3 separate regions of the Homo sapiens genome follow, and all the other regions are linked to region 1. A link is an interaction called in ENCODE POLR2A ChIA-PET data of the cell type or tissue named here. Cell type or tissue: CD4-positive, alpha-beta T cell. All regions are shown on one strand. Links, peaks and the distances in the headings refer to the core of each region. The heading gives the core; the rest is flanking DNA. Region 1 holds the start of LOC124904833 (small nucleolar RNA U13). Region 2 has its middle 21 kb from the start of LRRC8C-DT. Region 3 overlaps LRRC8C (leucine rich repeat containing 8 VRAC subunit C).

The links. Peaks named below come from ENCODE experiments on the same cell type or tissue, not always from the same donor. Only the 100,000 strongest peaks of a DNase experiment are listed, where the experiment ranks them.
Region 2: POLR2A ChIA-PET joins it to region 1 with 40 read pairs; 12 of 35 experiments call an interaction of 5 or more read pairs at or near these places.
Region 3: POLR2A ChIA-PET joins it to region 1 with 10 read pairs; 9 of 35 experiments call an interaction of 5 or more read pairs at or near these places.

What each region holds. Positions count from the first base shown.
Region 1 is chr1:89,758,460-89,768,484 of GRCh38, forward strand. LOC107985743 (a long non-coding RNA gene) reads left to right here. Exons shown (of 3, transcript XR_002958333.2): 3 at 398-479. LOC124904833 (small nucleolar RNA U13) reads right to left here and starts at 9,859; the gene lies at 9,753-9,859. RefSeq lists an enhancer at 4,275-4,775. In CD4-positive, alpha-beta T cell, for the core only: a CTCF peak has its summit at 4,679 (motif pointing left); DNase peaks (open chromatin) are centred at 4,042 and 4,692; H3K4me3 peaks cover 1,321 bases; H3K27ac peaks cover 687 bases.
Region 2 is chr1:89,606,763-89,617,288 of GRCh38, forward strand. It overlaps a transcript of LRRC8C not described here. Among named protein-coding and RNA genes, the nearest start is that of LRRC8C-DT, 21 kb to the right of the region's middle. In CD4-positive, alpha-beta T cell, for the core only: a CTCF peak has its summit at 4,104; DNase peaks (open chromatin) are centred at 3,209, 3,589, 4,149 and 5,129; H3K4me3 peaks cover 4,057 bases; H3K27ac peaks cover 3,842 bases.
Region 3 is chr1:89,653,051-89,663,576 of GRCh38, forward strand. The region is part of intron 1 of LRRC8C (leucine rich repeat containing 8 VRAC subunit C); the gene reads left to right. It also overlaps the pseudogene LOC100505788. Among named protein-coding and RNA genes, the nearest start is that of LRRC8C, 25 kb to the left of the region's middle. RefSeq lists a silencer at 5,041-5,100. In CD4-positive, alpha-beta T cell, for the core only: no CTCF peak of the experiment used is centred there; DNase peaks (open chromatin) are centred at 5,051, 6,781 and 7,271; H3K4me3 peaks cover 1,315 bases; H3K27ac peaks cover 4,276 bases.

The DNA.
Region 1 (10,025 bases), core at 2,500-7,499:
TCTCACCAGAAGTGAACACTTGGTGGGGGCTGCAATAGACCCAATGAACACATCAGCTGCAGTTTGCATCTAAAAGAAATGATTCCAATGTAACATGACAGGGGACATATGAGACGATGAGTAAACAATAGAGAATAAAAATAATGGAGGAAGAGTTGAGGAAAAGGTCTCCTTTGGGCTAGGATAAAGTCATTTCCTTAGCCAGATCTAAGGGTTTAACTCTTAATTTGGAGGCACCAAGAAGTTACAACACAGTGCTACTTGAAGCTTATTTTATAGATAACATACTTAACTGTTAACAGATTCAGTTAGCTGTTTACAGTTTAGTTAACTGGATATAGTTCTCAACCCACATGGGGTCAGTCATTTTCAACAAATCTTTTTATTTTCTCTATAGAATTCAGAGTTCAAGAGCTCCTTAAAGGATACACAAAACTGTCATCAGTAGTTAAGATTTCGGTGGTCTGGGGGTGAATTCCAGGTAAGTAGTCCCTCTTATCAAATGTCTCTTTAACAATGCTTGCAGCTATCTTGATGTGACAACCATCACAAAAGCAAATATTAATCAGATCACTAAAGGGACACAAATAACCGACACTAGCCAAGAAAGAATTCAAATATATTTTTGAACTAGTTTGGGGCCAACTTTTGTGTGAGAAGAGGAATTGAGTTCACTTCATCTGGTGTTAACTGAAATAAGAGTTAATGTGCCAAATATCTTCATCAGTGACTAAAACTAAGACCACAGATTAGAGTGCCAAAGGGTGTAACTAGAAGGAAGTGTCAGCATTGCAGAAAAGAATGCAAAACCAGGAGGATCTCATGTGAAGGGCTGGCTGCCTAATGGATAAGAAATATGGCCAGAACACAAGGAAGGAGACTGGCGAGTAATAAAGCTGAATTTAAAGGCTCTCAACAAAGCCACCTTCTCTTGCAGGATTACCACTCCTCCTGCTGCTCTCAGGACAATTCCTGAGCGCGCTGGTGAGAGGCTATGTTCAATCATCCCCAGGGTCCTTCAGCTCTTCCTTCCCTGTTGAAGTAGAAATGAAGATCAATTTTACTTAAGTAAACATTTGGTTCTCACAGCCATAAGAGAGAAAGTTCGGTTCTCAGAGAAGTACGTACAACTTACTTCTCTTAAGACAGCTCCGTTTTCCTAAAGACAGTTTATGAACCCCCAAGAACCTACAATGTTCCCTGGAGCCAGTTTAAAGTGTTGAGTCCTCTCTGGTTCTAGGATTCTAGAAGGATCAAAGTTTATTAACAAATCATATAGCAACTACGACTGCCCAACTTTTCCACACAGTTTCTTCTCCGTAACCAGATCATGTTAATGTAATTACTATCAAAATTTAAATAAGTTTTTTTCATAGACATAGACAAGCTTACTCTAAAATTTATATGGAAAGGGAAAGACCCAAGAATTGCAAAAAACAAAAAAAAAAAAAAAAAAAAAAAAACTTTAAAAACAAGAATAAAGTGGGAAGAATCACGCTTCCAAATGTTAAGGCCCTATATATAAGTGCTGTATCCAAACAGTATGGTATTGGTAGAGGGAACAGGCAAAGCAATCAATCAGTGGAACAGAATAGAGAACACAGATATAGACCCACTCAAAATTCCCATTAATTTTAGACAAAGAAGTAAAAGCAATGCAATAGAGGAGAAACAGCCTTTTCAATAAATGGTGCTGGAGCAATTGGACCTAAACCAATACCAAAATTAACTCAAAATGGATAATTGACTAAAACATAAACATACAACTATATAAGAGAAAAATCTTTGGGGTGTAGGACTAAGCAAAGTTCTTAGACTTGACACCAAAAGCATGAGCCATAAGAAGAAAAATTTATAAATTGGATCTCATCAAAATTAAAAACTTCTGTGAAAGACCTTGGACAAAGGATCAAAAGACAAATTACAGACAGGAAGAAAATATTTAGAAATTACATCTCTAAGAAAGGTCTTGAGTCTAAAATATATAAATAACTCTCAAAATTAAGAAAAGGACTGCTTTTGTTTGAATGTTTGTGTCTCTCCAAAACTCATATGTTGAGATCTAAACCCCAAGGTGATGGTATTAAGAGGTGGGACCTTTGGGAGGTGATTAGGTCATGAAATGGAGGGCTCATGAGTGAGAACAGTGCCCTTATAAAGGAGCCCAAGGGAGCTTATCTTCCCTTTTCACTTAGTGAGGACGCAGGGGAAAAGAACTGTTCTAGGAAACAGGAAGTGAGCACTCACCAGAAACCAAATCCAATCTTGGACTTCCAGCCTCCAGAACTGTGAGAATTAAATTGCTGTTGTTTATAAGTCATCCAGTTTACAGTGTTTTGTTATAGCAGCCTGAGCAAGCCAGACAAGGGCCCAAGGCCTCCATCAGCACCACGTTTTATGATATGTGTTCTGTGAACCATCTGACTTCGGATCTTAGAGGAGGAGGTAGCAGAGGGATTGGTAAAATGCCGATTCCCATGGACTGCTCCAGAAATTCTGATTCCATAGATTTGGGCAGGACCTGAGAAATCTGCATTTAAAACAAACTCCTTGAGAGACTTTTTTTATTATTATTAAAGTTTGAGAACTCCCACCATGGCCCAATCTACCAAATTATAAAGGAAGAGCATGCTGGGCATGGTGGCTCATGCCTGTAATCCCAGCACTTTAGGAGGCTGAGGCGGGTAGATCACTTGAGATCAGGAGTTCGAGACCAGCCTGGCCAACATCGTGAAACCCCATCTCTACTAATAATACAAAAATTAGCTGGGTGTGGTGGTACGCGCCTATAATCCCAGCTGCTTGGGAAGCTGAGGCAGGAGAATTGCTTGAACCCAGGAGGCAGAGCTTGCAGTGAGCTGAGATCGCACCACTGCACTCCAGCCTGGGCAACAGAGTGAGAGTCCATCTCAAACAAACAAACAAAAAAGAAGAGCAGCATTAGAAAGAAAACCTGTACTGGGACAGTTGTGCCCTAAAGGGGCAAGCAAAAAGAAAGGGAATAAAGACTAGCAACAACCCAGAAGTGCTGTGAACAACAGTTTCTAAGAAGTGACCATTCTCTGTATTTATTAGGATGTGAAAGAAATGAAGTTCCCTCTCTCACACACACATTCGAGAATACAAGTCTGAGGAGAACCTGCTCTGGGTGAAGAATTTTTTTTATAATTCTCATATTCATGCTCAAGGAGCATGCACTCCTAGGCATATATTCACAAGGGGCTATGAGAGCCCTGGAGAGACCAGGTACTCTGAGGGTAGGACACATACTTTAGCAACTTGGGGGACACATTCTCAAGCTGAAATGGTGTCTCTGGAGCCCATACGAGTTGTGCCTGTGGGGGCCCCACAGACAGGGACCCTTGGCATTGCTGATAATTGAAGGGTCTGCCACAGAGGTCTCTAACATGACTTTCTACCACCATCTTTCCTGCTCACTTGCACATCAATAGACACACAGGTATATTGAGCAGCAGCTCTTCCTCACCTTGTCATCAAACAGTCTGTTTCTGCCTTCACCATTTTGCATCTGACCTTTCACAGGTAGCAAGAGAAGAGTCTAAGGAGCAGCAGGCAACGTGCTGAAGTGCAGAGCCAGGTCAAGGCTGGGTTTGTCTGAGCAGCTGGTGAGTAAGAGAGCTGTGACCAGGGCTCTGAGAAATATGGACAGGGGCCAGCCTGACAAAGACAACAAAGAACTGCCCAGGGGAAGGTGAAGAAGGTAACTGTCAACCCTTCAAAAAGTGAAATGGCGTTAGTAAGATGAAGGCCAGCCCATAAGAGATGCCAGCCAAGATGGAATAATGCGCAGATTTTCATCTAAGGGTGGGAATGACCTGTCGGCCTGATCCAGGCACACTGGCTTCTGAGATTCCCTTCCTAGCCCTGCCCACACACCCCCCACCCGACGCCCTTTCCCCAGCCTAGGTCCCTGAGTTTCTCATTCGTTGCTCACTTGTGTCTATTGTATGTCTTCTTCGTCAAAATCGAGCAGGGACTAATTAGCGGTGAAAGCAGAGACTCCAGCTCATTTCCGTTCACCTCATTATTTGTTTCTCTTTTGGGCTGAAGCCAAACAACAATCAAACATTAACATTCCCCCTGCAGAGCGGGCACACGGACACATGGGAGCATGTTACACACACCACACCCTCACAGCGTGCACACATGCACATGCACACACACACACCTGCTCCACTGCTATTCGGCTGTGCGAGGTCTCTGCGGCCCCGCTGTCTCCGGGCATCTAGGGTAACATCTCTTTCCATTTCAGACCTGGGACTGGTCTGAAACTGTATAATGGAATGGCCCTGGGCAAGCAGGGAAAGGACGTTGGGAATTTCCGGAAGCACAATCCCCCTGGCCAGCACTGGTGTTAATTAAGGGCGCTGCTGGTGTTTTGCAGGCAGCTGTTTCCTCCTCCGGCCCTCCTGTTCCCCGGGCCGCCTGGGCACCGGCGCCTGCACTCTGGCATTCATTGCTCTACCGTAAGCCTTGTTTCTAGCCGTTTTCAATCAAGTGGGAGACTGTCCAAATTTCCGTCTCAATGAAAATCAACTGTTCTAAATCTAAGCTCCCATTAAGCGTTCCAGGGGCTGGCCTGACTTGGAATTTAAGCAGCAGCGCAGCCCTCCCTGGAGTGAGCGGCGGCCGGGGCTCCAGATAAGGCGGGCCTGCCTCCTAGTGGCCAAGGTGCTGCAGGGCAGCTCTGAGGGCTGGAGGGCTGCGCAGCCGCCACCCGAGGACACGGGGAGGAGGCACAGTAAGAGAATCCTTAGAGCCTAACGCCCCCTTCTCCGTCGCTCTCGAGCCGCTCCAGTCCCCAAGTCCCATCCCCTTTCCTTCCCCGACATCTCTCCTCGTTGCCTCACTCTGGCTCCGTCGAACTGCAGTGGTCTGTTAGCTGGACTCTATCTCCAGCTTCTGTATCGAATCCATGCACCTCGCTGCCAATTCGTCTTCCGGACGCTCGTTGTCAGTCCTCTGTGATCTCTAATTAAGGCTCTGCTGAGTCTCCTCTTTATCTATAGGGAGAATCCTCAAGCGGGGAGACACACCCTTCCTGCAGAGGCGTATCGCCAGCCACGACAAGGCGAGCCGCGTTTCTCCCCACACTCCCCAAAAAGGCGATGACCCTCCCCAGGCCGCGCTCACGCTGAACCCCTGTTGCTGAGCTGCAGTTCCTGGAGGTGTCCTGTCCTCAAATGTGGGGATGCGGGGAAAAGATTAAGAAGGTAAAAGTTCAAACCAGGCAAAAGTTCAAACCTCTTGGCACTCCACAATGTGGCCTCAAGCTTCCCTTCTAGCTTTAGTGCTAGAGTAGAATGAAATGAAGGGTTGGAATGCCAGGTGTGCTACGTTTTAGTCATGGAACTGTATGAAAGGTTCTAAATTCTAAATGTCTTTACAGGGTTGTCATGGAGACTAAAAGAGGTCGCCGGAGTATCAAATTTAGCACAATGCTTGCCACATAGTGAATGTTCAATAAATGGCAGCTGTCATTTTCCTTCCCCCGTTAGAAAGACAACTGGTTTGCTCACAGTTCTGATACCGGCCTTGAACTGAACTTTCCATCTCTGCACCTCGGCTTTTGACACCCTATTTGCCTGGAGCGTCCACTATCACCACTTTGGTTAAAGCTACTGTCACCTCCTGCAATAGACTAATTCATCTCCCTGCTCCTGCCCACAGTTATTTTTAATCTAGCCACCAGAATTTTTTTAAGTGTAAATCAGATTATGTCACTCATCTGCTCAAACCCCTATTGTAGCTCCCTATTTCACTCGGTGTAAAAGCCAAAGCACTCACCATGTCCTGGAGGCCCTACATGATCTGGCTCTTTTCCCCCTTCATGTTATTTCCCATACCTTTCTCCCTTGTTCACTCTGTTTCTTCCACAATGACCAATTGCTTTTGCTGGAAAGCACCAGCAATTTATTAATAGCCTTTGTGTTGGCTTTTCCCTCTACCTAGAATATTTTCCTCACATACCTGCATAGCTCTTTCGCTTACTTTTTCATGACTTTGTTCAGTTGTCACCTTCAAAAAAAAAAAAAAAAAAAAAAAGCCAGCCAGGCATGGCGGCTCATACCTGTAATCTCAGCACTTTGAGAGGTGAAGGCAGCAGACAGCTTGGGCCCAGGAGTTCCAGACCAGCCTGGGCAACACGGCAAAACCCCATCTCTACAAAAAATACAAAATATATTTTTCGTAGAGGACGGTGGCACACACCTATAGTCCTAGCTACTTGGGAGGCAGGAGGACTGCTTGAGCCTGGGAGGTTGAGGCTGCAGTGTGAGCCATGATCATGCCACTGCACTCCAGCCTGGGCAACAGAGCAAGACCCTGTCAAAAAAACAAATAAATAAAAGCCAATCCTGACCACATATTTAAAATTTCAAACTGCTCTACTTTCCCCCAGTACTTCCAATCCCCTTTATCTTGCCCAACTTCTCCTTTTCCATAGCACATACCATATTCCTTACTACCTTCTAAAATAATATATATAACAAAGCCAACCATTGGCAAATAAATCTCTCATAATTTGCTGATGGGAGTGTAACTTGGTACAACTACTTTGGAAATCTTTTAGAGAGTATCTACTAAAGCTAAAAATACTTTATTTTACTCTTGTATATAAATCCAACAAATTGCAAATCCAACAAAAAGGAGTACTTTTTGTCAGATTTATTTTGGTCGGTTCTGTAAATATAATATGTTATATAATATATAATAAGATATATACTTATATATTAGTCACCTACTCATATAGCTATATAATCATATAATTTATGATCTAATCATATCACATATAATAATCTTAATTACTTTAATCATTTCACTAAACTAGGAACAACCCAAATGTCAATCTACAGTAAAATGAATAAATTTTGATTTTTTTCAAACAATAAGTACACAGCACTAAAAAATAAGTTATTCATGGTATTCATTAACAACATGAATGAGTCCAGAATCTAATATTGAGCAAGAGAAGTTGGAAACCAAAAAGTACCTCCTATATGATTTAATTGATTTGAAGTTCAAGAAAGGCAAGACTTCAATGATAGAAGTCAGAATAGAGCTACTTATTTCTCTAATTGGGATATAACCTAATCTTTCTGAAAACAGGGAGAATATTCATCTTGCAGGACTGCTGTGAAAATTGCAGATAATATATATCTAACATCTAGTACCAAGTTCCTAGCACAGAATATTTGCTAACGAAATTATTGTTTGTATTCATGTGTGTTCTTAATTCATGTTAGTTTGATAATTGCTAAGTAAAAAGATAGTTTTACTCAACCCAAAGGTTCTGGTTGCATCTGCCATTTGTTGCCACCCAATAGCCATATCCCTTTTATTCCTTACTAATAAAATCCATATTCTTTCTCAGGACAGCTATGTGCCCAGTCCTGAAAGATAAAGCATGACAAGTCTAAGCCAATCAACAAACTCTCATACCCTTTTGCCAGATATTCACTTTCCCAACTCCTCCTTGCAGCTAGGGGTGCCCATGTGCCCAGTTTTGGCCAATGAGATTTAAAGAGCAATTCTGATAGGTAATTGCTTAGGAAAGATTTCTCCTCTTTACTGAAAAGAGATAGACACACACTATCTAGCTGCCTCCTGTTTTCTGCCTTTGAACAAATGATTCCCAGAGCTGTGACAATCATATTTTTACCTTAAGAATCGTAAAGATAGTGACAGAGTCCTAAAATAACAGAGTTATCAGTCACCTACCTTCAGACTTTTTGTTCTAAGAGTTAATTATCTTTATTATTTAAGCCACCATTAGTTAACTATTATGTTACATGTAGCTGAAATCATTCCTAACTGTGACTGTTCCCTTATAAATTACTAGTGTACAAAAGAGAATCATAAACTGATAAGACATCTTACTGGGCTCTCTTTAATTTTCCCAGTGTCTTCATGGTCCTTTTTTCGTAAGTCTCTTCCTTACCCGTTTACTAAAATGTCATTTTCTAGTCAAACATCTTTCAATGGCATATGAACTCACTAATAAGACCAATAACTTTCCAAAGGCCTTTAGGGCTAAGACATACATTTAAAACTCAGGGAAATTCTACACCGTTGCTGACTCCTGTTGGAGGTTGACCAACTGCTAAACTCTGACAGTAACACATATTAACCTGCATTTGCCCACAAGCACACCAGTGTGCCAATTCTGTAAATGTAAATACACTGTGAGCAGGTGGTCCATCCAAGCAGGGCTCATTCCTGGTTGGCAAGGCAAATTACTATGATGTTAATGAAGTTCTAGGACCCCTCCCTTTCATGAGCCCTTTTCATGCTTGGGGCCCGAGAAATGTGTTCCCATAGTCATAAGCTTTTGTAAAACTTGGGAGCTATGTTAACTACAATCGGTTAAGACCTCTGTCTCTTTCCTCTCCAGCTTACCCTCTGTTACACTTGCTCTTCTGTAGGGTGGTCTTTTTGTTTGTTTGTTTTGGAGACGGAGTCTCGCTCTGTCACCCAAGCTGGCATGCAGTGTCATGATCTCAGCTCACGGCAACCTCCGCCTCCGGGTTTCAAGTGATTCCCCTGCTTCAGCCTCCCAAGTAGCTGGAATTACAGGCACGCACCACCACACCCAGTTAATTTTTTTTGTTATTATATTTTTAGTAGAAACGGGGTTTCCCCATGTTGGCCACGCTGTTCTCAAACTTCTGACCTCAGGTGATCCGCCTTCCTTGGCCCTCCAAAGTGTTGGGATTACAGGCATGAGCCACTGCGCCTGGCCAAGGGTGATCTTAAAGAGGCAAGGGGTGATTGGATTCAGCTAAGGGGAAGCTGACTTGAAAAGGCATAGAGTTTGGGTTAAGAAGATTATTTTTATGTGGTTCACTTCCATATCTAAGTTATTGTTAGCTATCGTGGTGCAGGAATGGCTTCCAGCAATATTTCCAATGCTCCTTTGCTGCTCAGCCAATATCTGACAGACAGGTGCAATGCTAGAGGTCATATTGTGATTTGAATGTAACCTATTGCACTTGGCATTGGAAGTCTGTAGGTAATCACGTAGACAAAGTTTTCAAAAGTATGAACCCAGAAGCTAGCCTGTGGAAAATTCTGCCAATCTTCAGTTATGTAAAAGTCTGAGCAGAGGATTTAATTCTCAAAGACGCCTGATCAAAATGGAAGTTCTGTCCTGTTGAGAATATACATGATAAGCAGTGTATGCAATTATAAACCCAATATTTTTTATTTTTTGAGGTAAATCACACAAAATAGAATTTATCAGAAATCCTGTGATTGTAGGACACAGACCAGTGCCAGGTTCACAATGACTGTGCCTGTTTGTTTAGTCATGTATTTTATGCATCCCAACATGTTGGATCACATCGCATCCTAAAGACAAAGAGCAGCTTTAGACAAAAGAGAATGAAAAAGTATTCATCAATGAATCACAACAACCTAAAGAAACATTCCAATGATAAAATCACCACACATATTTATAAAATAAGTCCATGTACATAGTATAAGAATAATGACAAGTAGGTAGCTTAATGCAATGATGTTTAAAATCTATTTTACTTACTCTTCTATATACCTTAATTTCATGTAGCTTTGTGTATTTATTCAGAATTATTGATTATATTAAAATTCAAAAGAATTATAAAGGTATATATAAGGTAATTCATTAATAAAAGAATTGCATAATTTGTCCTGGACTTTTGATGTTTGTGGTATATTTGTCAACATTTTATTCTTTTTTAATTTTTTTTCTTTCATGACAGACAGGGTATGTGCGGATGTTGTAACAGGGTTTGAATGAAGCACGTCTCACACACCTCACATGTGAGAACCCAATCATCACATTTATGAACTACAAAAGGATTGGCATTTTAAAATTTGTAATTTGTGGATTTTTCTCATTCCAAGTAAATAGTTGTTTACATACCCAATTTTTTATCTTTGTTTTTGTTTTAATTTTTTATTTCTTTTTTTATTTTTTATTTTTTCTATTTATTTTTTCTATTTTCTACAACCAATTTTTTATTCCT
Region 2 (10,526 bases), core at 2,383-7,382, 150 kb before region 1:
CTTTAGATCTTCAGGGTATTCCCCTCCCAACTGTGTTAAGTTTGATGGCAGAATATCACTAGCCCTCATGGGGCCTCAGTTTCCTCTTCAGTAAATGAGGATAGTTGGGCTAAGTGACTCTAAGGCCACTTTTAGGCTCTGAGATGCTATGATTCTCTGTAGAATACAAATGGACTTTCTAACCTGGAAGTCAGCTTGGTCAAAACATGAGCGTACTTGTGTATTGGGCCTGAAAATCCTTCTCAGGTGTTGCAGTCATGATTCCAATACACACAAAAAGCTGGGAACTATTATCTTAGAGGTCTAATCATTTGTCCCAAATGAGTATTCAAATACACTCAGGCATCTAAGTTTTCTGAACTCATAGAAAGTTCCTGTTTATCCGAAGTCTACTTAAGTCACAGCAAAGTTTCCACTCATTCTCCAGGCTTTCCATGTTATTCCAAATCACACTGAAATAAAGTTCAGTATTGCATTACCCACACCTATGGCACCCAACCCCCAGGCCCCCACCACCTCACCCCATCACACAAGTCTCAATCAAGCATACATGCACTTCTCTGACACTAGGCTGAATCTTAGGGTGGAACACATCTGAAAATGTCTGTGTGGTTCAGAATGAACTCTGAAAAAGTTTCCGCCCATACCATTGAATAACATCCTGTTGTTTTGGCTTTTTTTTTTCTATCAAATCTGTGCAATAATGCCTTTGATTTGGCTTTCATTTACAATGATCTGCCTGATACCATTTCTCTGAAACATTCGGAACCAGATACAATCTTATTATAGTCAGCTACATAAAGTGGACCTTTCAGAGCATAAAGAAACATCTGTCCTCCATCTGTTGTGCCTGAAAAATAGGACTTTCAATAGAGCACTTTGTAGGGCACTAGTGCTTTTAATGGGCAAGAAATCCATTTCTGACTAAAATCTCAATAAATATATCTAAAAGAATATTTTCATCTTACAAACTGTCTTTCAAAGAGCACTTCAAAGGCCACTCTAGCAAAGTGGCATATTAAGAACATCGTCTCTAGACTCAGCCAAACCTGGTTCAAATACTTGCTTTGTGGATATACTGGCTGTGTGATCTTGGAAAGTTATTTAACCCTGATAATTTTAAGTTTTCTCGGGGATGTAAAATAGAATGCTAGCATCTACCCTGAGAGATAATATTTTTAAAGAGACTGGCACATGGTACAGCACCAAATACACATCAGCTGCTGTTCCTGTTTTGTTATTGCTGCTAATACTAGGAGCGGAATGGCCTGATTCCTGATGCAGCTGAATGAACACGGGATTTGGAATCAGAAAACCTGATTTTGCACTCTACCATTGCCACTGACTAGTCAGATGACCCTGGGGAAATCACTGAATGCTTCTCAACTTAGCTTCTTCATCTGCAAAACAGGGAAAATAAAAATAGCTATCTCACAGATAACAACTGTGAGGTTCAGATAAGGTGATTTACGTGAATTTCCTTTGCTAACTTCTAAACTCTGTACATATGAGTTCCTTGGTGATTGTTAGTGTTATGGGCTGAATGTTTGTGTCTTCCCCTAGAATTTATACATTGAATCTCTAACCCACAATGTGATGGTATTAGGAGGTGGGGTTTTGAGGGGTAGTTAGGTTTAGATGAGGTCACGAGGGTGGAGCCCCGTGTTAGAATTAGTATCCTTACAAGAAGTGACTAACAGCTCGCTCTTTGTCTGTGTGTGTCATGTGAGGACACAGCAAAAACTCAGCCGCCTACAAGCCAGGAAGAGGGCCCCCACCAAGAACTGAATCTGCCAACACCTTGATCTTGGACTTCCTAGCCTCTGGAACTGTGAGAAACAAAGTGTCTGTTGCTTAAGCCACCCAGTCTAGGATACTTGTTATCACAGCTCAAACTGACTAAGACCGTTAGTAACAACACCAGAACTGAAGAATGTATCAAATTTTCTTATTCAGAAATTTTTATTTACAAAAACCTTAGTGACGTGCTTAAGTAATTGTAGCTGATTTCCACTTAGTCACGGAAGTGAGGACTCTTTGCAGGGACTAAGGTAGCATCAGGTGCAGAACGTCTGCCTTTCCCAACAAAACTTTGTCATCACTGTGTACTCACCTTAGACCTGGTCTCTGTGAATGTTTAAAATGTGACCTTTCTGTTGGTGATGGGTCAGGAAAAAATAAGAAATTAAGAAAAATTTTAAAAACGTGTCCTGGTCTATTGCCAATGTATCTGAAGAGGTAGTGTTACGGGATCTTTGGGGTGTCACTTTTCTGGCCGGAAACCTCTGTGGCTGGTGGTGCCTTTGTCTGAGTTTTGCTCGGCCCGCTAGGCTTGTTCCACCCACTCAGCCTGGCAGGCTGCACTCAGCTCACGATACCGGTCTGGATCCCATGCCCCTAAGGGAGACTGCGAGTCAGGCGTGGAGTGGCAAGGGATGTGTAAGCGAGCATGGGGTCTGGCCACTGCGCAGTCAGACATGCCGGCTGCTACCACAGGGCGGGCAGCTCCACGTGCCAGCACAGGCACTGGTTCTCTGTGAGGCTGCAGCTGGACCAGGTGCACCACGAGCAGCTTCCTTGGCTGGCACCAGGGAATGTAGTGGCACCCAGAAACTTGGAAACATCAGGAACTGCAGAGCCCCAAAGAGGGAGTCAAAGCCCTGGCTCTAGGAGCTCCCAGGTCTGGGCTTCCCGAAGGGTCACAGCTCTTCTCTCCTTTTCACCCACAACGTGGCGAGCAAGGGGCATGTTTCAGCCCTGTTGGGGTTATAGATCTTTTAGCTTCGCCATTGGGCAGGCCCTGAGTTCTTGACCTGCGACCAGGAAGAATGAGGTGCACAGACAAGTGGAGGGTGAGCAAGACAAAGAGGAGCTTTTTTGAGCGATAGAACAGCTCAGAGGAGACCTGCAGTGGGTATCTCAGCCAGTGTTCAGCTCTCATCAGAGAGGGTAGCTCCTCTCTGCTAGGCAGGTCATCCTGATGAGTGTCTAGCTGTCAGCAGAGAGGGTAGTTCCTCTCTGCAGCTGGTCATCCCATTGTCTTCTCAGCTCTCAGCAGACGGGAGACACTGAGGTGGGTAGTTCCTCTCTGTAGCGGGTCATCCCACCATTTCCCCGTCCTCTCTCTATCCTCTCTCTGTCCTCTGCCGGAGTCTGGCTGAATCCAGGGTTTTTATGGGCCTCAGAGGGGAGGAAGTGTGTGCTGATTGGTCCATGGGTGGCCATGGGCTGGCCCAGAAAAAGCACTACAAGTCCTCCCTCCGGTCCTTGGAACTGGCAGCCTGGCCCTCAGGCTTCGAGTCCTCCCTGGTTTGAGGGTGGGGCTTCACTAGGCACCAGTCCCCTTCCACCCAGGAGCCAGTCGGCCTCCTGCTACTGTTCATGACACCCAGGCTGTTCATGCCAAGGGACACCTGCAGGCCAGCACCAGGCTGTGCTCAGCACCCGCCTCGGCATCCCTCCCCACTGTGCTTGTCAGTGCCCAAAGTCCAGAGGGGGCTGAGGCGGCAGGGGCCTGGCATGTCAGCACTGCCTCGTGTGTGTGTACACCCAGCCCGGCTGTGACATCGCCCACACTTGGCCTCAACTCCACCCTGTGATTGGAGCCAACAGCAGGGAGAGGCCAGGCAGTGGAAGCAGACACCTTCAAGCCTACGGGGGCTAACAATGGGGATTCCCAGGTCCCCTGAGAGTGCAGAGATGCCCGGGTCTGCAGCTGCAACCTGGGCGGCCGTAGAGGCGCCTGGGAGGGTGGGGCTCCTGCCTGCTCCTCGCTCCTGCAGGCTCCGTGGAACGCTGCACCACTCCTGGCCCAGCTCCACCTCGGGGCTCCTCTCTGCGTGCCCTTCTGTGCCCAACCATGCTGCCCCCACACCAGGGGGCAATTCAGCCTGGCCTCATCGTGGAGGCTCCCAGGGCAGCAGGCTCCAGGGGGCTCCCAGGGGCAGGCTCCTCCGGGGACTATCCACCTCCTCCCCACACCTCCCCACAGAGGCGGTAGGCAAGAGAGATGACACGGGGCCAGGGTAACAGAGTGGCAGAGGCTCTGGGCCTGGGAGTGGGTCCCGCCTGGCTGCAGCCAGTGCAATGGCAGCGGCTGCTCTGGATGGCCCACCACTGCCATCAGCAGTAAGATAGAAAAGGGCTGTCAACTTGCCTGCTGGGTGTTGTTTTGATGTGGTAAATGTGAGTTTTTCAGATTGTATCTCCCTTCCCTTCCAAGTGTATTCAAAACAACTAGCAATTCAGCTACTTTCTGCCCTTCTGCGTACCTGATCTCTTTTGTCCATTTTGTAGTATGGAAGTCACTGGGCTGGAGTTTTTTATACCAGTCAGACCTGCCTCCTCAACTTCCCAGCTGTGTTATCTTAGACAAGTCAGGCAACCTTTCTACAGCTCAGTTTTCTCATCTGCAAAATGGGGAAGAATAATAACCATGTTTCAAGGTGATTAAGAAAATTGAAACAACATATATAAAATTCTTAGTCATATCTGACACCCAATAGGTACCTATCACCTTATCTTCCTTCCCTTGAATCTTCTTCTTACCCACTTCTCACTCCCTATGCCTGATTATTGAGCCCTCTCTGGGGTCCTTGGTGAGATGATCACTAACAGAATCAATGGCTAATGGAGCCTGTAAGAAAGTGTCCCTGGGGAAACAATATTTGTAAACTAAAATTCTTGTTCCAGGTCTTATAAACACTTGGGGTTTTGGGATATTTCAGTAAAAACAATAGACTCCTACTAGATGTAGTTGCTAATTTAATATCTTAAGGTGCGTGTATGTGAGCTTGGATAGTCACAGAAAGTCTCCAGTAGATGCACAAAAAAAAAAAAAAAAAAACCCACCTGGTAACACCGTGTATATTTTCTCTGCATATCTTTTTGTATTTTTTTGAATTTCGTACCATGTGCATGTATTCCTATTCAAAATTCAATTACTTTAAAAATGCTAGTGATGTTGGAGTACGTTTTTGCTAGGCATTGTAGTAGGAGCTCCCTAATGACCTGGAGCCTGTTAATATAGCCACCAAAACTTTTTAGTGTACAGAGAAGAAAAACTGTAGTCCTTCAAGCTGAAAACCACTGTCTGAGCTAGGAGAGGAGGTTCTTACTTTGTGGCTTCCTTGCCATAGAAGGTTTGTAACCTCTTCCCTCAAGATTTGCTAAGTAAATCTTGTTATTTGTCATCAGTAACAGTAGTGATCTATACTGAGAGCTTACTATGTGTCAAGCACTGTTCTGTGTAGCTTCTCAATTACCTCAAGTTAATTATCACACCAACCTTGTGAGGTGAGTTGTATTTTTATTCTATATTTTATATTTTTAAACATTGAGTCTCAGAGAGTCTCTTAACTGGCAAGTGACAGAGCTGAGATTAAGAGCTGTTACTGTATAGTTTTGTTATAACAGACATGGGCTGTTATTAAAGCTAAATAAATTCATACATATGAAGTGCTTAGAAAAGCATTGGCTGTGGTGCCCTCCCTGTTAAGGGCCAGCATTAACATTTCTGGAGTTAGGGAGGGACTTTGTAAATTAGAAACATAATTGAGTCAGTGAAAGTACCAGGAGGTAATTGTAATCAACTAAAATGTAAATTAAGGTTCCATGTATTCTGTAATAAGGCCTAGACATTTTTCAAGATAGTTTTCCCCTTGTTTTTATTTTCTATGTGTGCCATTTCCTAGAAGACATCCTGCCACCAATTCCAAGTTGTCTGTGTCCTACTCTCAGCATTTTTATGCTTTTTCATCACAGAGAGATTTTTAACATAAGATAACATTTTTGGCCGGGCGCGGTGGCTCACGCCTGTAATCCCAGCACTTTGGGATGCCGAGACAGGTGGATCATGAGGTCAGGAGTTCAAAACCAGCCTGGCCAAGATGCCGAAACCCTAGCTCTACTAAAAATACAAAAATCAGCCGAGTGTGGTGACAAGCCCCTGTAATCCCAGCTACTCAGGAGGCTGAGGCAGGAGAATCACTTGAACCCGGGCAGCAGAAATTCCAGTGAGCCAAGATCACACCACTGCAAGCCAGCCTGGGCAACAGAGCAAGAACTCCGTCTCGGAAAAAAAATAAAATAAAATGACATTTTTAAATGTAGCCATTAGAATGACTACCCATTCAAGCAAACGTTTGTAGGTACAATATTGTTGGTATTATTGAATCTTTCATTGGTGGTTTTTACTGAGTGATGTTTCTACCTGTGGGAGGTAAGAGCAAGTGGAGCACTAAAGAAGTTTTTGATCCTCTGTCTCCAACATGTTCAGGACTAGTAGCCACATAATGGCTTGCTATATAAAGCAAAAGAACAAGTAGTATCTGAACCTGATGGACAGAAAACACACCATGTGTCAGCAGTCAAATATCAGACTCAAAAATATAAAGCAAGGAAGAAAAATACCCCCCAATTGCCTGTAGGACTGCCCTGTGCAATGTGATCACCGCTAGCCACATGTGGCTATTCAGGTCTTGGAATGTGGTTTGTTTGAATGAAGATGTTCTATAAGCATAAAATACACACTAGACTTCAAAAATTGGTTAAAAACAAAATAAAATAGATCAATATTTTTATTTTGATTACATGTTAAAAGGATATTTTGGCTATATTAGGTTAAATAATATATATTATTAAAATTAATTTCATTGATTTCTTTTTACTTTTTAAAACGTGGATGCTAGAAAATTTTAAATTACCTCTATGGCTTGCATCTTATTTCTACCAGGCAGTACTGCTCTAGAAGAAAGTCTAAACTTTACCTTGACCTGACCCTTAAGTCTTCAGTACCTTAGAAACATGAAGACATAAAGTCACTAAATTCAAGTCTGGAAATAGGGACATTTATTATGTACCTACTAAGAGTACAAAGATTAATAATTACCCGTTTTCCAACTCCAGCCTGTAACTACTGTTAAAAAAAAAAAAAAAAAAAAAAAAAAAAAAAAAAAAAAGGTGGGAAGAGGGGTGAGGGATGTGTACTTTCTATATTATTTATTCCAGTGCCAGGACTTTTTTTATCTTAAATTTGTGAACCTTTGAAATTCCGTTATATCGACTGCAAGGAAATAATAGTGTCCATGCTAGAAAAGCACAGAAACTGAGTTATTTACTTCTCAATCAGCTCAGCTTCTCACCATAAAGCATCAGGAGAGATTACTCTTATTTTTCTCGAAGACAAAAGCAGAGTCTCACTCCTGTCACCCAGGCTGTAGTGGCATGATCACAGCTCACTCCAGCCTCAGCTTCCCAGGCTCAGGTGATTCTCCCACCTCAGCCCCTGGGACTACGGGCATGTGCCACCACACCTGGCTAATTTTTCGTATATTTAGGAAAGACAGGGTTTTGCCACGTTGCCCAGCTGCTCTCCAACTCCTGAGCTCAAGCATTCCGCCTGCCTCGGCCTCCCAAAGTGTTGGGATCACAGGCATGAGCCATTGCACCCCGTCTGGACTTCTAATTGGCACCTCAAACTTAACATGTTCAAAGCAGAATTCCAGATTTTCCATCCCTTCCACCTGTTCCTCTTAAACTATTTTACATCTCAGAAAATTAGCATTCCTTTCTTCCTAGTAACCAGGCTAAAAGCTTTGGAGTTATTTCTGACTCCTCTCCCTCTCTTAACCCACATTCAATCTGTCACATATTCTTAAAGCTCTACTTTCAAAAGAATATGTTGACCAGAATTCGGCCACTTCTCACCACCTGACATCGATTACCCTGGTGCAAACCATTATGGAGTCTCCCTTTGATGACTTATAACATCCTAACTTTGTCCCATGCAGTCTGCTCTCACCACAGCAGCCAGAGTAACCCTGACACAACTTAGATCATGTCACCTCTGCTCCAAACTTTCCAGTATGAGAGTGACAGTGACTGCAGCCAAATTCTCTTTGGTGTTGCCCAAAGCTCTGCACTCATTGACTCCAGCCATACCGGACTCCTTGCTGTTCCTCCAAAACACCAGGGAGTCTCCCAACCTTAGGGCCTCTCCCAAAATGTTCTTTCTCCAGTAGCCACAGGCCCACCCTCACACCTCCTTCAGGTCTTTTTTCGACGGCCTCTTCACAGCGAGGACACTTCCCTGCTCCGCCTTTTAAAAATTTGTCATTGCCTTGTCCAAATACTCCCTTTCTCTGCATTATTATTCTTTATAGCACTTATCACCAGCTGACATATTATGTCTTCTACTCATTTTTTATTATTTGTGTCCTCTGAAATAGAATATAATCCCCACAAAGGTGAGGATTTTATTTATTTATTGCTATCTTTCTAGTTCCTAAAATAGTACCTGGCCCAAAATATATGTTCAATAAATATTTGTTAAATGAATGAATGAAATTTTCAGATGAGGAAAAATGGGCAGGGCCTGGTGGCTTATGCCTGTAATCCCAGCACTTTGGGAGACCAAGGCGGGCAGATCACTTGAGATTAGGAGTTCAAGACCAGCCAGGCCAACACAGGAAAACCCCATCTCTACTAAAAATACAAATATCAGCCAGGCATGATGGCATGCACCTGTAATCCCAGCTACTCAGGAGGCTGAGGCAGGAGAATCGTTTGAACCCGGGAGGCGGAGGTTGCAGTGAGCTGAGATCACGACACTGAACTCCAGCCTGGGCGACAGAGTGAGACCCTGTCTAAAAAAAGGGGGGGAAAGAAATGACGTAGGGAAGTTCAGTTTTAGCCCAACACCAATGGACTAGTAAGGTCAGGTTGACTCCTGAGGATTAGAACTCAGGTCTGACTGACTCCTGAGCCTGTGCTCATTCCAACTCTCTGTCTGGTTCAGGAGATAATAGGGGGGCTCCAATATCCAACTATGAGAGCTGACAGGCTGTAAAGGGCCATGGGGGAAGCACACACCAAGGTTCAAGTGTAAATCCTGCTAGAAATACTGAGCTAAAACAGAACAACAATTTTGGCAGCATTGTTGACAGTCCCTGAGATGAAGGAAAGTAATTTGAGGGCATCTGCTGAAACTTTCCAGTTTTAAGACTGGCTTTCATTATTTTTCTTTCAGCTGTAGCTTTCTCAGATAATGAATGTACCATATGTCTCTATCTCCAGGTTCCCATACAAATTAGGAAACTAAATGCCAGATGATTAAAACAGTTTTCTGCTTGTTTCCATGGGAAATCAACTGCTGGGAGCCCTCAGGAAATGAGAGGAAGAATGTGTTCAGCTGAAGGTGTTTGCTAGTGAGAACATGCACTCTGCTTGCAACCCAGGTACCAGTCCACAGACTGTTCAACATTTTGGCCCAGGTGAGACACCATCCTAAGCTGCCGGCCCTGCTGGTGGCCAAGTGAGACCATGGAGATCATTGTGCCCTGTCCTACTCCCTTGTGCCTCCACCACTAGGGGGCTGGGCACTATATGCCAGGTCCTTCATGTTAGGTCCCAGCCAATGGTGCCAGGAAGATTTATTAATGACAAACAGACAGTAATGCAGGGGCCCTAGCCTCATCAACCCAGTGTGAGTTCAGCATATTTTGAGCCCACTAGCAGGTCTTCTGGAAGACAGGGGACTATCAAGGATTCTTGCTAGAAGGGTCACTTCTGGCCATCTACAACTAGACAGAGTTAATTCAGGGGCGTGGGAACAGCATTCTGTAAAACACAGCCAAGTGTGCCCGAGGCAACTGTGCCAAGGATATCTCTAGGAGGCTGTGATTATTACTTGTTCCTGCTTGCCCCAGAATTAGCTCCAATTTGCCTGAAAGAGATAACATTGAAGAAGGAGGTTGCAAAGAGATTTCATTATTGTCTTGACAGTGAAAATCTCTGATTTGTCTGGGGAAAATTGGTTCAGGAGCTGACTCTAGTCTAACTTGAGTGTCGATAAATCTCATCCCACCTCTTGCAAATTTAGGGGGAAAAGACAACCTTTCTTGGCTTTATTAAACCAGAGTGTGACTTGGGCATGCCATAAGGAGGCTCATAGATGGAAACTAGGCAGTAAAGGAGAGCATAAAGTTTAAATTTGGACTCAGACAACCCTGAATGCTAATGCTTGTTCTTTAACTTACTATGAGATCTCAGGGAATTCTGAGCCACTATGAGTGCCTACAAAGTGAGGATATGAATACCTACTCCTCAGGGAGGTTATGTCTTCATAACTTATGCTATATGTGTCTTCATAAGCTTATGTTAAATAAGCTAACGTAAGTAAAAGCATTTGTTCTGAGCCTGCTAGGCAGTGGATACTCAATGCCTTGTGCCTTCTCTTTCCTTTCCCTCTGTTGCTATGTTTTACTGCCAAAATTGGAAACAGATAGCTTACTGAGCAATAAATAGGCAGGGCCCTCCCTCTCCCATACACCACTATCACCAGTACCAGCAACTTGATTTTTCTCAGAATTACTATCTAGGATATAGACAGAGCAGAGAAATCCAAATCTTCACACATAACATACCCACTTACTTATATCTTATCATCTAGGCTTGGGTTTTTTTGCCTAGGTAGAATATTTTTCAGAGAAACTAAGTGATGAAGGACACTCATGTTGTCTTCTGCC
Region 3 (10,526 bases), core at 2,303-7,302, 110 kb before region 1:
GTGTCTTGTCCACCTCTACTCTGAATGAGATGAGGAACCATTAGAGAGTTCTTAATCTGACTTGCGTTTTCAAAGGATCACTCTGGCTGTGGTATAGAGCAATCATTAGCCAACCTTTTGGTCTCAGGGCATTTGTACTCAAATTATTGAAAATTCCAAAGAGCTCTAACCCCTAAGAGCTCAGAAATGTAAATCTGATTATTTATTAATTTTAAAATAACAATAATGCCACTGAATGTTAACACAAGTAACATATGTTTTGAAATTATATTTTCCAAAACAAAAGAACAAAAAGATGTCAGTGTTTAAGTTTTTGCAAATGTCTTTAATGTCTGGCAATCAGTCTGTTCACTGTCATGTATCATGTAGCCTCTAGAAAGCTTCACTGTGCAGTCACAAGACAATGAATTTAAAAGGCCAATAATGTTTAGTATTCTTGTGAAAATAGTTTTGACCTCACTGATTCCCCAAAAAGGCACACTGTGAGAAACAATGGTAAAGAGTAGACTAACTGTAAGAGACAAGGATGGAACCTATTATAATAAAACAAATGAGACATGCTGGTGCCTTGGGTTATAGCAGAAAAGGTAGGGAGAACTGGTTAGATTCTAGATAGATTTTAAAGATTGAGCCTGCAGGTTTTGCTAACAGAATAGACCTGAATGTGAGAGAAAAAAATTAAAAATTGACTCCAAGGTTTTGACCCAGAGGACCTGCAAAGATGGATTTCCTATGTACTGAAATATGGATGGTTGTGGAAATAGCAGATTTGGAGTGAAATTAACAATTATTTTGGACTCGTTAATTTCAATCCAGCAGTATCACTGCTAGGTATCTACCCAAAGGAAAATAAATCATTATATCAAAAAGCTACCCGCACTTGTATGTTTATTGCAGCATCATTCGTAACAGCAAAGATATGGAATCAATCTAAGTGTCCATCAATGGATGACTGGATAAAGAAAATGTGGTATATATACACAATGGAATATTATTCAATATATATACACAATGGAATATTATTCATCCATGGAAAAGGATGAAATCATGTCTTTTGATGGATAGACATGATAGAACATGGATAGAACTGGAGGCCATTTTCTTAAGTGAAACAACTCAGAAACAAATAGTGTATGTTTTCATTGAGAAGTAGGAGCTAAATAATGTGAACACATGGACATAGAGTGGAATAATAGACATTGGAGACTTGGAAGGGTAGAAGTGAGGAGGCAGCTAAGGGATGAGAAATTGCTTAATAAGTACAATGAACATTATTCAGGTGATGGTTACACTAAAATCCCAGACTTCACCACTACCCAGTATAGCCATGTAGCAAAATTGCACGTGTACCCTTTAAATTTATACAAAAAAAAGAGAAATGTCTACTAAACTTCCAGTTGGAAATGTCAAGTTGGCAGCTGGATATTTAAGTCTCAATTCAGGGGATGGGTGTCTTACTCCCTTTATATTCCTCAATACTTTTTAAGGAGAGAATACATAAAAATAAATTTTCTGTGTCCTTCTATGTCTGAAATACACTATTTATTCTACTCTCAAATTTGAAAGTTAGTTTGGTTGGGTACTAAACTCTACATTGACAACCACTTTCACTAAGAATTTGAAGGCTTTTTACAACTATTTTCTGGCATACAATATTGTTGGTGAAAAGTGTAATACTGATCTGACTTTTGTTTCTTTGTATGCACCCTTTTACCCTCTCTATTTGCTGCCTCCTCCAAGCTTTTAGGATCTTCTCATTATCCCCAATGTTCATGACAGTATGGGTCTTTATTAATTCATTGTGTGCTAGCACTTTAGTAAGCCTTTTTTTTTTTTTTTTTGAGACAAGGTCTTGCTATGTTGCCCAGACTGGATTTGAACTCCTAGGCCCAAGTGATCCTCCTTCTTCAGCCTCTTGAGTAGCTGGGATTACAGGCATGAGCCACCATGCCCAGCTAGTCAGCAGCCTTTTTAATATGAAGTCCCATGTCCTACAGTTTGGGAAATTTTTCTTGCACTCTCTTCTTGATACCTCTGTGTCATTTTCTCCTTTCACTCTTTAGTTAATTTCCATTATTCAAACATTGAATCTGGTGTCTGTATATTATTTTTCCCCGTCTGTTTTTTTTCTACTTTAAGATGAATTTCATCAACATTATCTAACCTTATGCTGATTTTTTCATTATCTTATTTTTAATTTCCAAGTTCTTTTCGGTGTGTTTATTTTATAAATACAGTATCTCTTGCTAGCTCTCTGAGAATATTAATTATAGTTGGGAAGTTTTTAAGTGTGAACTCCTGCTCTCTGCTTTACTTTCGGTTTTAGTGTGTCTTTATTTGTTCCTTTGATTGTGTATTTGTCTTATTTATATCTGTCTTTCAGTTGGAGGCATTCCTCAAATGACTGATGATCTATATCTGTGTCTTCAAATGTCTTAGTTTGTTTTGTGCTGCTATAACAGAATACCAAGACTGGATAATTCATAATGAATATAAAATTTTGGGCTTACAGTTCTGAAGGCTGGGATCCCAATATCAAGGTGCAGGCATCTGGTGAGGGCCTTCTTGTAACATTATCATATGGCAGAAGCCATCACATGGTGGAATGGCAAAGAGCTAGAGAGAGCAAGAGCCAGAGGGGGCAAATCGACTCCCAAGATAACACTAATGCATGCATGAGGGCAGAACCCTCAAGACCTAAACAACTCTTAAAGATCTCCTTACTACCCTTGCTAACATGTATCCCTTACTTGTCTGTTGAAGATGATTAATACTAAGCCTGCATCCCATCTCAGAGGTGGGGAGGAAGGTATATGGAGGGCTCCTTTAAGGACACAACTCCAAGTTGAGTTCATCTTTTCTGTTTATATGCCATTGGCTAGGACTAAGTCCCACACCATACCTGCCTTCAAGGGGGCTGGAACATGTACTTTATTATTACGTAAAAAGGAGAGGCTAAATACTGGAAAACAAGCAGCTGTGTCTCGACTGTGATGCTGCCATCTTACAGCGAGAGGTACAAAGAGCACAGGGACATTGTAGTAGCTCACAACAAAGATTCAACATGAGGGCTCTTTCAGTGAACTTTCCTGAAGATTGTATAACTCACCTTCCAAGAACTCTCCCTTGAGGGGACATGTTTATCTCACAGATTGCAGCTAGTTTCCTCAGCCTCAGCTGCTAACCATCCTGTAGACCCTATAAAGGCAGCTGTGTTTCTGGATCGCAGTGGTCAGAGGAACAGCCCTTCCATAAGCTGGCAATCTCCACATCATCGGGTCTAACTGCCTGTCAGGTGTGGGGTGGGGATGGGCCCTTGCTCTTAAGCACCTGTTCATTAACTTTATCATTATTGGTATTAGCTATCGAGGCTTTCTTAAAACTTCAGGTCATGCTCTAGAGATGCTAGGTACTGAGTAAGCTCAAAGAGTCACATAGTCAGTGGGGAATCTAGTAGAAATGCACATTTGAGACCTCTGGGTTTCCAGGCATGTAATTCAAGAATTGGGGCAGTTTGGCATTTCACAGAGTTTGGTTTCTATATATCCATGCAACAAGCATAGGTAACACATGGAGTTACAGATAATTGATTGGGAGGAATTGGCCTTGAGGCAATTCTTGAGGCAATGGAAAAAATAGCAAATGTTTTCAAGAGGACACCACAATTTGGGGGTACTGTTCGGCACTTTCCATGAACAGCAGATATAGTGGAACATACAGTAAATTGGATTTTTTAGAATCCAGAAGATTCCCAAGAGAGAAGCCTAGCTATTTTTTTTATTCAAAGTTTATTAAACAATACAAACATTGTTCTAAAAAGCAAGAAGTCTGGAAATATTTTCTTAATTAAATAATGTAGTTGACAATTTTCACATTTACTGCCGGCTACTTATCCAAGTGTGCATGATTCAAAGGGGTTAAATAACCTGCCCAAAGTCACTAGCTAGTAGCCATAGAGCTAGATTTCAAACCTACGTCTTTCTGGCTATAAAACATACATTGTAACTATTTCATTATATTATACAAAATGGTGAGTAGAGATGGCTTCCTTTTATTTTTATTTTTTAGATTAATGTGACCGCTTATGACTAAACTTAGAATTCTGAAAATGCAGATGTCCAATGAGGTAGTAGTATATACATCTAAGGCAATAACAGGAGTCTTTTTTGTTTGTTTTACTGTTGACATATATTGCCTTGGACTAAGGACTTCATATCACCCTAAGTGTACAAAACTGTAATCAGTTCATAGGAAGAGAATTTGTACAAAATTAAAATTTTGTATTAAAGTGCTATTACTATATTGTTGGTATCCTAAATAGCAACATATCCTGTCTTTATGAATGGTTTGCCTAACGTGGTAGTGGGCCCAGGAAGTAGTGACCATTGTGGTTTAGAAGATGCTTAGTATGGCTGAGCATGGTGTCTCACACCTGTATACCCAACACTTTGGGAGGCCGAGGCAGGCAGATCATGAGGTCAGGAGTTCGAGACCAGCCTGGCCAATATGGTGAAACCCCGTCTCTACTAAAAATACAAAAATTATCTGGGCGTGGTAGCACACGCCTATAGTCCCAGCTACTTGGGAGACTGAGGCAGGAGAATTGCTCGAACCCGGGAGGCAGAGGTTGCAGTGAGCTCAGATTGCGCCACTTACTTCAGCCTGGGTGACAGAGTGAGACTCTGTATCAAAAAAAAAAAAAAAAAAAAAGATGCTTAGTATAATGAAAAGTTACTAAGAATTTCTGAAAAATTTTCAGGGGACCTATTCTTCAAAAGAAGGGAAAAATTTTAAACCTGAACTGGAGTCATGTACATATTAGAATATTTTATAAACAAAAACATAGTTGATAAGACGTGTCATTAATGTTAAGCAGCAGATTTACTTCCAGAGGATCTCAGGAATGAAGTGTATGACTGTGTGTAACTTTACATTTACTCAGCTTGACTATGATTTGTTTTTTTATTGAAATATACCATGCTTTCAAAAAGCCCCCTTGTGCCACATCCAAGAGCAGAATAGGTTCTTTATATAAGGAAACCACAAATCTTGAAAACAGCAGTTTCCCTTGATGTTCTTTGGCCACACTACTGTTTGGTTTAACTAGCGTTTCTGGTATTGGAGTTGTTTGAGTCTCAGAATGACTTTGCTTAGAATTTTTATATTTCTGCCCGACCTCTTCCTGTTGACATATTTGAACTGAATCAAAATTATTTGAGTGATCATATAAGCATGTTAAATATAGCATTTGAAAACAGCCTAAGGGTCTGAAATATTAACTTATTCGGGTGTGTTTGCTTGGAAACCTGGAATGAAGACTGTTTGAAAATATATTTGTTTTTAGAATATAATCTAAAAAAGGCTTTAAAAATTCTGAGGCTCAGTAAAGTTTTAAAATAGTAATTATTCATATCTCAACATCTCAGACGCCAAGGCATTTTATGTAGTGGAAATGGGGCAGGTGGTAGAATCACTACATTTTAAAAATATGCAGCTATGTCCTCATTTTAAGGAAGATTATACCTAAATACCATTTCTATTTTTATATCAGGATCACCTATGAACAGGATTTAGGAAATCCTCATTATCTTTCCAAAACTACACAATTGATATAAAATTTAACATTTGTGTCATTATTTTTCATTCTGAGTGATAAACTATAAAATGTTTCTTGAAAATATGTATGTACCATATGCTGAAAACAGGCACATTTCTGACAGGGAAATGAACTACCTGTACTCTCATTTAGCTATTGGGTGAAGTGTAGATTCCACTGTTTAAATTCTTTAAAGTTTATAAGCGCCTGACCAAGAGGCTATAGAGCTAAAAGATTTATAGCCAAAGAATTAGGAGCCACTGCTAATGGAAAAGCAAACAAATTTTTAAAAAAAGTATCTGAGTATGTGTATATTACACTCTAAGTATGATATATATTTAAAAGTGTCTCTGATATTATAATGAGAGTTAATAGGAAATTTTAGGTTGTGTCTTCTCCAGGTTTTTTTTTTTTTTGTGTGTGTGTGTGTGTGTGTGTGTGTGTGTGTGTGTGTGTGTGTGTCTGTGATGAAGTCTTACTATGTTACCCAGTCTGGTCTCAAACTCTGGGGCTCAAGCAGTCCTCCTGCTTTAGCCTCCCAAGTAGCTAGACTGTGTCAGCCCAGCTATCCCAGTTTTTATGAAACACTTCTGTAAAGGAAAATACCCTTTCCTCCTAACTAATTCCTATATTCATTCAAGAAGGAATTCAACTCAGTTTTCAATTGTTTTGTTCTGTTACGGAATGTTAGGTTTAGTGACTTAGATTAACCAGTTCTAAAAACAGATTACCTGGGTTGTATGCAGGCCCCTCTGCTTACTGCTCTGTAACCCCAGGCAAGATATTGACCTTCCTAAGCCTCCATTTCTTGAGTAAGAGTAGGCTTATAGTACCTGGAGCCCAGAGATATTTGGGCGTTAAGTAATGTAATATGTATGATGCTCCTGACACTTCTAAGTACACAGTAAACCTTAGCTCGTGTTATGATGGAGGTGGGGTTTTCCTTTATACATAAAGAGAACTTCATTTTACAGTAACAGTAATTAATTGTTACTGTTAATAAAACTGTCAATAAAATGGTAATGAACTGTTACTCTAAAATAAAATGCTTATAAATATGGACCCCATCAGAACTACAGTTTTAATGTTCAAAGGATCATCTACATTGAGAAACTGTTTTGAGAGGTAAATCATTGCTGTACATGTGGACTAGCTCTGTGTCATGCAAAAGTGTTACTGCTCAGACAACTAGGTCAGGGGCTGGGCATGCCAAAATGAGCAACCTGGTCTCTGCCCTTACAGAATTTACAGTGTGGGAATGGAGATAGTTGAGAATATAAATAACCCAGGGGAGTGAAGAGGTGAAGAGAGCAAGTAGGAAAGTGTTGATCTTGGACTGCTTATGAAAATACTCAGCCACGGGCTTCCAAAATAGGACACTGCAGCTGTGGTCTGAGACCCCTTCAAATATTATCCAAGCAGCGTGCTCTTCTTGAGAGAGGGTGGGCTGTGTGGGGAAGCCTGACAGTCCTGATGTGGTGATCTGGGAATGGGTGGTGTCCAGGTAAGTATTAACCAAAGATGTGATATTAAAATATAAATTCATGGAGTACTGAAATCATTTTAAGTGAGTAAACCCTGCCTTTGATAGGCCCAGATAAAGCTCTGGTTTTTCCCTAAGACCTCACTTAGTGCGTAGCTGTACTTTTTATCACAAACAGAAGAAACAGATGTTTTGGGGAGAATAGGTCTCAACCTCACCTACATGTTGGAATCACTTGAGGACCTCTAAAACAAAACAAAACAAAAACCTCATGCCTGGGCCCCACCCCAGCGGTTCTGATTTAACTGCACCCAGGCATCAGTGTTTTTAAAACTCTCCAGATGATTCCAATGTGCAGCCAAGGTTGAGAGCCACTCTTCCTCCCTATCCTAGGTTTTATTTCCCCCCAGATGTTCCCTAATAAATTTCAGGAGACTAGCTCAGCCAAATTCTGTCAACAAGTTTTCCAATCAGAAGTTATTAATTTAATACCAGTCCATGTGTTTTCCCTTTGAAAACATGTGCACTTTCTGCATTTCAGTAAGTAATGTTGGCTCCTGGAGAAATACTCATCTTAAGCTCCTAGTGGAGCAAAAGAACCTTTCTCATCCAGCACCCTGCCTCCAGACAGCAAGCTCACCATCAAAACATGATTCACTGTCCTATTTTTCACATCTCCTTGGCATGACCAACCCTCAGATTTCGTCCTGTAACCATTTATTTGGTCATTTAACAATGGGTTGTTTCTTCCTAAATCTCTCATGCAGCAGTTTAAAGCCTGTAATGTGCAAAGTTGAAACATTTTGTATTTGGCACTGAAGTCTATCCATGGACATCCAGGCTCTGGACTCCTCTGGTAGCCTTTTGTATTCCTTTGCTTGTCTCAATTTACATAGTGTTTCTTTTTGTTTTGTTTTGTTTTCCAAGTTTCAGTTATTTACTAATCAGTGCAATCGCCAATAGATTACATCAACATGATTTCATGCATTTAGAGGAGAAGTATTTCCTGGTTAAGCGGAAAATTGTGTGGATGGCTTCTGGAAGACCTTCATTCTAAAGCAGCTTTATAGTGAAACATTTGTTAGAAATCTGGACCTTCTTTCTTCAGTTTGCTGTAATCCACAATTACTGAGTAGAACTTGTATTGATCATTGGGAGCCAGTTTGTTCCAGGGCTCTGGATTATTCTTTCTGTCCCAACTAACATCTGGATTGAACAATGCCAGACACGAGATACAGTGCTGCTCCAGTACCTCCAGCTCCAATGAATACAAAGAGGGAGATCAAGCTTAGATGCTTCTTGGACTGAGTGATGATGTGGTGGAGCATGTTTGCTGAAGAGGCCTCCGATTGGAAAGGAGAGAACCAGCCTAGCCACCAGGCTCTGGCCTAAGTAGTATCTCCATAGTGTTTCTTGATAGGTTCTGTTTCTACCACTTTACTCTTCTAATTAACAGATATCTGGTGAATGACAAATATGGGCCAGACACTCTTCTGGGCATTAGGGACAAAACATTTTGCAAATTGGGCAAAAATTTCTGCCCTCCTGGGACTTGCATTCAAGTGGGAGGAGAGAGAAAAGGAAATGCATAATTAGCTAAAATATATATAGTATGTTCAAAGGTGTTAAGTGCTATGGAGAAAAATAAGGCAGGGCAGGAGGAAAGGGAGTGCTATGGCTGAGATATGGTGTGATATTAAATTGGCTTTGCAGTATTATCTAAACAAGAGGAGGGTGAAGGCTTGGACCAGAGGAGTAGTGATAGAAATGGTGAAAAGTGGTTGCAATCTGGGTAAATTTCAGCAAGGCCTAAAGAAGGTGAAGGATTGAGCCCTGCAGATACCAGGAAGATGAGAATTCCAGACAGAGCTGTTGCAAATGCAAAAGCAGGAGTGAACCTGGGGTGCCAAGAAACCACTCTAACAGGGGCATCCGATCTTTTGGCCTCCCTGGGACACACTTGAAGAAGAAGAATTGTCTTGGGCCACACATAAAATACATTAATGATAGCTGATGAGCTAAAAGAAAAAAAATCACAAAATCTCATAATGTTTTAGGAAAGGAAAGCTTGCAAATTTCTGTTGGGTCATATTCAAAGCCATCCTGGGCCACAAGTGGTCTGCAGGCCACAGATTGGACAAGCTTGTGCTAGAAGGCCCAGTGTGGCTGGAGCAAAGCGAGTGTGCAGGAGAGGGCTATGAGACTGGTGTGGGGTGGGAGTGAGATTGCAGAGGGCCTTTTAGGACTTTTGTAAAGATTTTCGCTTTTTCACAGAGTGAGATGGAGAATTATTAGAGGATTTTGAATGGAGAAGAAACCCAGGATCATTCTGGTTGCTCACTTGAGATGACTCTCTAGGGGTCATTGGTAGAAGTGGAGAGACTAATCAGGAAGATATTGCAATAATCTTGCAATAATCTAATTGAGAGATGATGGTGGCTTGGATCGGGGTAGCAGCTAAGATGGGTCAGAAATCGTTGGAATCTGAATATATTTTTGTAGGTAAAACTTTTTGCCCTTATGTCTATGTAATATTTTTTGATATTCCTCTTAAAATAGAGCCCTAAACTCCAGTAAGGGACCTGAATAATGCTAGTTATAGCAAAAGGTTAACTGTCTGACTCTTGAATACCACAAATTTAGTATTGTGTTTTCAGCCCCCGCCATGGGGTAGATATTATTTTCCTATGTTTCTTTTTTTTAATTATTATACTTTAAGTTCTGGGATACGTGTGCAGAACCTGCAGGTTTGTTACATAGGTATACACGTGCCATGGTGCTTTGCTGTGCCCATCAACCCGTCGTCTACATTGGGTATTTCTCCTAATGCTATCCCTTCCCCAGCCTCCCATCCCCTGACAGGTCCCAGTGTGTGATGTTCCCCTCCCTGTGTCCATGTGTTCTCATTGTTCAACTCCCACTTATGAGTGAGAACATGCAGTGTTTGGTTTTCTGTTCTTGTGTTAGTTTGCTGAGAATTATGGTTTCTAGCTTCATCCATGTCCCTGCAAAGGACATGAACTCAGCCTTTTTTATGGCTACATAGTATTCCATGGTGTATATGTGCCACATTTTCTTTATCCAGTCTATCATTGATGGGCATTTGGGTTGGTTCTAAGTCTTTGCTATTGTGAAGAGTGCTGCAATAAACACACATGTGGCCGGACGCGGTGGCTCATGCCTGTAATCCCAGCACTTTGGGAGGCAGAGGCGGGCGGATCATGAGGTCAGGAGATCGAGACCATCCTGGCTAACACAGTGAAACCCCACCTCTACTAAAAATACAAAAAATTAGCCGGGCTTGGTGGCCAGCACCTGTAGTCCTAGCTACTCGGGAGGCTGAGGCAGGAGAATGGTGTGAACCCGGGAGGCAGAGCTTGCAGTGAGCCGAGATTGCGCCACTGCACTCCAGCCTGGGCGACAGAGCGAGACTCTGTCTCAAAAAAA